Regions from separate parts of the Homo sapiens genome. Here region 1 is linked to region 2. The links are chromatin loops, found by intact Hi-C in ENCODE. Cell type or tissue: Caco-2. All regions are shown on one strand. Each heading gives the region's core, and the rest is flanking DNA. Links, peaks and the distances in the headings are about the cores only.

Region 1 (2,924 bases), core at 191-2,690, 64 kb after region 2:
GAGGAGGAAAGAATGTGTTGCTATGGCTGAAAACTAGTAGATAGGACTAGAAGGATAGATTAGAGCCTGATACTGAGAGTTGGAATGTCTGGTTTAAAAGTCTGAGCTTTTCTCTGTAGGCTAATTGGGAATCATCAAAAGTGTGTATGCCAAGAACTAACAATCAGATATTTCTCTTGGAAAGGTCTATGTGACATCAGCGTTAACATGACCCAAAGAGGTAAGACTGGACAGCCTAGTAGCAGGTTCTTGTCATGGTTTAATTGTCAAAATTGCTATTGATAAGCTGGATGACTGAGTCAAATTTCTTTCTGAAGTTTCCCTTATTGCCTCCAATTCTACCCTCTGAAGCCATACAGAACAAGTCAAATTCATCTTTTTTTTTTATATCACAGTCCTTTAGATATTTGAGAACATGTATCAAGGGCCTTCCCAATCTGAGTCTTAGCTCTTTCCATGAATGGACTGGGGCCTCAGTGATTCTCAAGGACCCTTATAGCTGTTACATCATGTTTTCTTGATTCTCTAACCTCTAAATCTGTCTTCATCAGCTAGTTTTGTGAAGGATAAGGACAGGCCTCCTGTCCTATTTGGATTGACTTGTTTTTTTCAGGTGATGACTATAGATAGTTACCTTTTAGAGTACTCCCCATCCCAGGATGCCCATTTTTTTTTTCTCCATTTCAGCAGTGCCCCCCAGAGACATTGAAGAAGGCAATGTGAAGATGCTGGGCATGCAGATCCCCATAAAGAATGTTGAGATGCTGGCCTCTGTTTTGGTTGCCATTAGTGTCACCCTTCTGCTCGTTGTTCTGGCTCTTGGTGGAGTGGTTTGGTACCAACATCGACAGAGAAAGCTACGACGCAATAGGAGGTCCATCCTGGATGACAGCTTCAAGCTTCTGTCTTTCAAACAGTAACATCTGGAGCCTGGAGATATCCTCAGGAAGCACATCTGTAGTGCACTCCCAGCAGGCCATGGACTAGTCACTAACCCCACACTCAAAGGGGCATGGGTGGTGGAGAAGCAGAAGGAGCAATCAAGCTTATCTGGATATTTCTTTCTTTATTTATTTTACATGGAAATAATATGATTTCACTTTTTCTTTAGTTTCTTTGCTCTACGTGGGCACCTGGCACTAAGGGAGTACCTTATTATCCTACATCGCAAATTTCAACAGCTACATTATATTTCCTTCTGACACTTGGAAGGTATTGAAATTTCTAGAAATGTATCCTTCTCACAAAGTAGAGACCAAGAGAAAAACTCATTGATTGGGTTTCTACTTCTTTCAAGGACTCAGGAAATTTCACTTTGAACTGAGGCCAAGTGAGCTGTTAAGATAACCCACACTTAAACTAAAGGCTAAGAATATAGGCTTGATGGGAAATTGAAGGTAGGCTGAGTATTGGGAATCCAAATTGAATTTTGATTCTCCTTGGCAGTGAACTACTTTGAAGAAGTGGTCAATGGGTTGTTGCTGCCATGAGCATGTACAACCTCTGGAGCTAGAAGCTCCTCAGGAAAGCCAGTTCTCCAAGTTCTTAACCTGTGGCACTGAAAGGAATGTTGAGTTACCTCTTCATGTTTTAGACAGCAAACCCTATCCATTAAAGTACTTGTTAGAACACTGAAAGACTGAATTTGGTGATTTTTGACAGTCTCTGTGGCTTCTGTCACTGTGATTGAAACAGAAAATACTTAGGGGGTGAGTGAGTATAGTATGTATTTGTCTAGCCTTTGTAGAACCTACAAGTTTTTGTTTTAGAGATGAGGAAGCTGTTCCAGAGGAAGCATCAAAGAGTGCTGGGTACCACCCTAGAAAAGGAGCTGTCGCATAAATGACAAAAATTTTCTGAGTGTCAAGAAAATTTGCCAGAGGGAAATAGAAGTCTGAGACGAGACTCAAACCTGTCCAGTGGGCCAGGGGAAGTAGGACCATATCTTATGGGGCCTTTTTGGCAGTGGTGGTGTGAAAGGTCTAGTTGCAACTTTGGGGGCTTCCTTATAGGATGGAGTCATTCTTTCTGGTATTTTACAGCAATATTCCTTTGTTACATGCAAATTTGAGCCAAATATTGGTTAGAGAGCACAGATAAGTGATAAATTTTAGATTGGGTAAGATGGCCCACCCCACTGCAATATCCATAATATTGTACCACATGGCAAGTGGAGAACAGAAGAGGTATCAAGGAGAGAAAAGATGATAACTATGTACTGTTTTACACTTTAAAAAGCATTTTAATTCTTGATTGCGTTTGGATTACCTCAGGGCAAGTCATTTTACATTTGAGTAATGTTATCCATTTATACATTTGAGTGAACAAAAGCTTATGGACATTAAGTAACTTCATCCAAGATCCCTCAGGTAGAAGTTGAGCAGGGATTCATGTATTCATCTGTTTGACTCCAAATACCTATTTCATCCTCATATATCATGGAAACATCCACTAATCTCCATCCACCTTACCCATATTGATTCCAACTTTTCTGTCTGTCCAGCAATCTGTCTGTCTAGGTAGCAATCTCTTGAAGATAAAATGTAGAAACTCACAGAGCTGGTGTTCAGTTACGATATAAGTTTGGAGGAGAAAACACAATCCAGAAGCTATGATTCCTCTTGTTTTTCCATGGTCAATGGGTTTCTGGAGAGCTTTACTGAGAATCTCAGAAATAAAGTGTGGGTGGAAGGGGGATTTAGATGGCTAGTTATCCAAGAGTTAGTGTTTAGGCCATTGCAGAATCAATGATTTAACAGCAGCAGAACTGTTTTGGCCTGCAGTTAACATGAATGTTAATGAAGACCAAGTACATGCTAGGAATTCCAGTCAATTAATGGTTATAATTTACATGCAACTAGGAGGTTCTTAGCTTGGTCTCAGTTATAACTCTAAGAGACTAGGAGAGGTAGATGAGATGGAAT
Region 2 (2,924 bases), core at 194-2,693:
AAAAGAGAGGGGCACTTAGCCCTTTAACATGTGGTTTAGATATAAAGTGCATTAGAGGTGGAGAAGTGAAGAATGTAGAACTCTATTTGGGCCAAAATAGTCAGGGAGGGCTTTCTGGAAAAGAAACATGAATTGAGTCTTGGATAATGAGTGGACTCTCATAGATACTTGGGGGTGGGGTGGGCAGGTAAGTTCCAGAAAGAGGATAACAAAATGAATGAAGATTTCAAGGTAGGAATGAATGAGATGTGTGAGAGAAACAGTCAGAGTTCCATGTAGTTGGAGTGCTAGTTGAGTTTGAGACAATGTGTGGGAGGTGGAACTGGATTGGTAGTTTGGTGCCAACTCATAGAAGGCTTTGAAAGCCAGGAAGAAGAGTTTGTAGTGATGGGATAAGCACTGAGCAGCAAAGTAAGGAAACAATGAGAGTAATGTTCTAAGAAATTTAGCTTCTTTTGATCGACATTGAGTTTGAGTATCCTTGAGTTAGAAATTTGGAGCTTAAGATCTGGTCCAGGCAACTTCACAACACAGACATTTAAGACTGTTACCTGCACATTCCATTGTAAAAAATGAGTGAAGGACCTTCTAAAGCTGTCTTAGGTAAGCATCCCTCTGCAATCAAGACATTCTCTTTCTTTTTACCTAACTATTGAAGTCTACTTTATTTCTTTGGTACTTGATAGGAGACAACTCATCAATGTTTTTCTTGGAATAAGAATTATTACAGCTATATTTACTTATTTATAGCATCACTTAACTGAACATTGAATATGTTCTATACTAAGCACTGTTCACAAATTATTGTGTTTAATTGTAAAACAACCAAATAAAGTAAAATAATCCTCATTTTACTGATGAGGGAACTGAAAAACACAGAGGTTTAGCAATTGCCACAAGGTTTTATGTGTGCATATATATATATATATATATATATATACACACACACACACACACATAATATATTTTTATATATGTATATATATATGATTTATATATAATAAATGAAAGATAGGGTTACCAACCATGGCAGTTTGCCTAGTACTGAGGGGTTTCTAGGAATATGGGACTTACAGTGCTAAAACTAGAAACACCCTGGAAGAAGTTGGTTATTCTAGCGGCAGAGTTTAGTTTTAATAAACCCAGTGTATGTAGCTTTGGAGCCGGAGCTCTTAACCTTTGAGCCCATTACTCTCAATAAACTTTAAATACTCTTTTATCTATGTGTAGTTAAGGCAAGAGCCTTATCTGAGACTATCTGAAACTAACTCTTTTCTGCAGTATGCCTAGGGAAAGGCAGGAAATCCCCCAGGCACTACCCAGGGATGTTCTGAGTCAGATTTTTCTCTCTGATCCTCCCTCAGGGACATTTGAGATTTATTGCCAGGCAGGCAGCCATCGAGAAGCAGGGATGAGGGCAATCTATAATGTCTCCCAGTGTCCTGGCCACCAAGCCACCCCTCGCCAACGCTACCAAGCTGCAAGAATCTACTATATCATGGCAGAAGAAGTAGAGTGGGACTATTGCCCTGACCGGAGCTGGGAACGGGAATGGCACAACCAGTCTGAGAAGGACAGGTAAGGCTTCATAAATGGAGAGATTACACTTTTAGAAAAACATTTTGCAAATGAGAATACTGAAATTCTGAGATGAGGAGACTCTTATCTCAGGTCTCCTAATGTGATACCAACAGATTTGGGAGATGGGGCTATAATGCAGCTCTTATGAATTCTAGCTCACTGCTGCTTCCATATTGATATAGGGAGGGAATAAAGCTTGCCCACACCTTCACCCTCTTAATCTTTGTCTCTCTTCTTTCAGTTAGCTGGAAGTATTTACCCTGGGACTTAAATTTTACAGGATTTACTCAAGGGATTGAATGTCTCAAGCTCAGCTGTCCCTTGACAAAATGGCATTGCATTTATTAAGGTACAGACTAAGCTATGTAGCAGAAAATGTCTAAAACAGAGTGATTTAAATATGATAGAATTTTATTTCTTATTCACATAATAATACAAATATGAGCAATTCAGGGCTGGCAGGTGAACCCTATCATCCTCAGCACTTGCTTTCCTTTCTGGGGCCAAGATGTCTGTTCCAGTTGTAGCTATTCCCGGCTATCATGAAGAAAGAAAGAAAGAAGTCCAGGGCAAGCAGCATTGTCTATAAGGACACAGCATGGAAATTGTATATATCACTTTTTCTTATACTCTGTTGTTCTGAACTAATTCTTATGGCCATAATTGGCTGCAAAAAGAGTCTAAAAGATGTAATCTCTAATTAGTCAGCCATGTGCTCAGCTAAAAGTTAGGTGATTCTATTACTAAAAAAGAAGGAGAGAACGGAAATGGAGATACAAATTAGCAGTCTCCACTACTTTGTTTTTGGTGCTGTCACTACACTTTAGCAATTTTTACTCTTTGCGTTGTTCGTTGAAGGTTGAAGTCTTCCTGCTAAACATCTAAAAATTTTACTTTATTTTTAATTCTTGATTTTTGATGTTCAGATAGACATACAATTATGAAAACAAAAATCCATGGAATGTATGCTAAGTTTTCTGTAAACAGAAGCAGATAACTGGGCTGGACATTTTTTTGAAGATTCCATCTATCACCTCTGTCTATATACATGCTAAAAGGAAAATATGTTACTAATTGATACTGACTTTGAAAACACTAATTTAAGCCACAATTGAATTATCAGCAACTACTGAGAATAAAATTTGACTTTATGTAGAAATCAGTTATTTATTTAGTTCCTCTCACTTGTTTCTGATCAGAACCCAGTGAGATACTTCTAACAAGATCTTATAATTTAAAAAAAAGAAAAAGGAAAAGAGATATTTACATCAGTTTTTTAAAAATATAATATTAGTTGCTAGCATTCAGGTAGGGCCCAAGTGAGAATGGTTTTTTTAATAATT

Evidence for each region. A loop is a pair of places that touch in the nucleus more often than their neighbours do. Peaks named below come from ENCODE experiments on the same cell type or tissue, not always from the same donor. Only the 100,000 strongest peaks of a DNase experiment are listed, where the experiment ranks them.
Region 1: a loop joins it to region 2, with 3 times the contacts of the local background. A loop is called at or near these places in 1 of 110 quality-filtered maps.

Annotation. Positions count from the first base shown.
Region 1 is chrX:66,265,753-66,268,676 of GRCh38, forward strand. It overlaps HEPH (hephaestin), which reads left to right. Exons shown (of 21, transcript NM_001367233.3): 21 at 688-1,637. The coding sequence ends at 920. Among named protein-coding and RNA genes, the nearest start is that of HEPH, 100 kb to the left of the region's middle. In Caco-2, for the core only: no CTCF peak of the experiment used is centred there; no DNase peak of the experiment used is centred there.
Region 2 is chrX:66,202,000-66,204,923 of GRCh38, forward strand. HEPH (hephaestin) reads left to right here. Exons shown (of 21, transcript NM_001367233.3): 13 at 1,365-1,578. Among named protein-coding and RNA genes, the nearest start is that of HEPH, 39 kb to the left of the region's middle. In Caco-2, for the core only: no CTCF peak of the experiment used is centred there; a DNase peak (open chromatin) is centred at 1,322.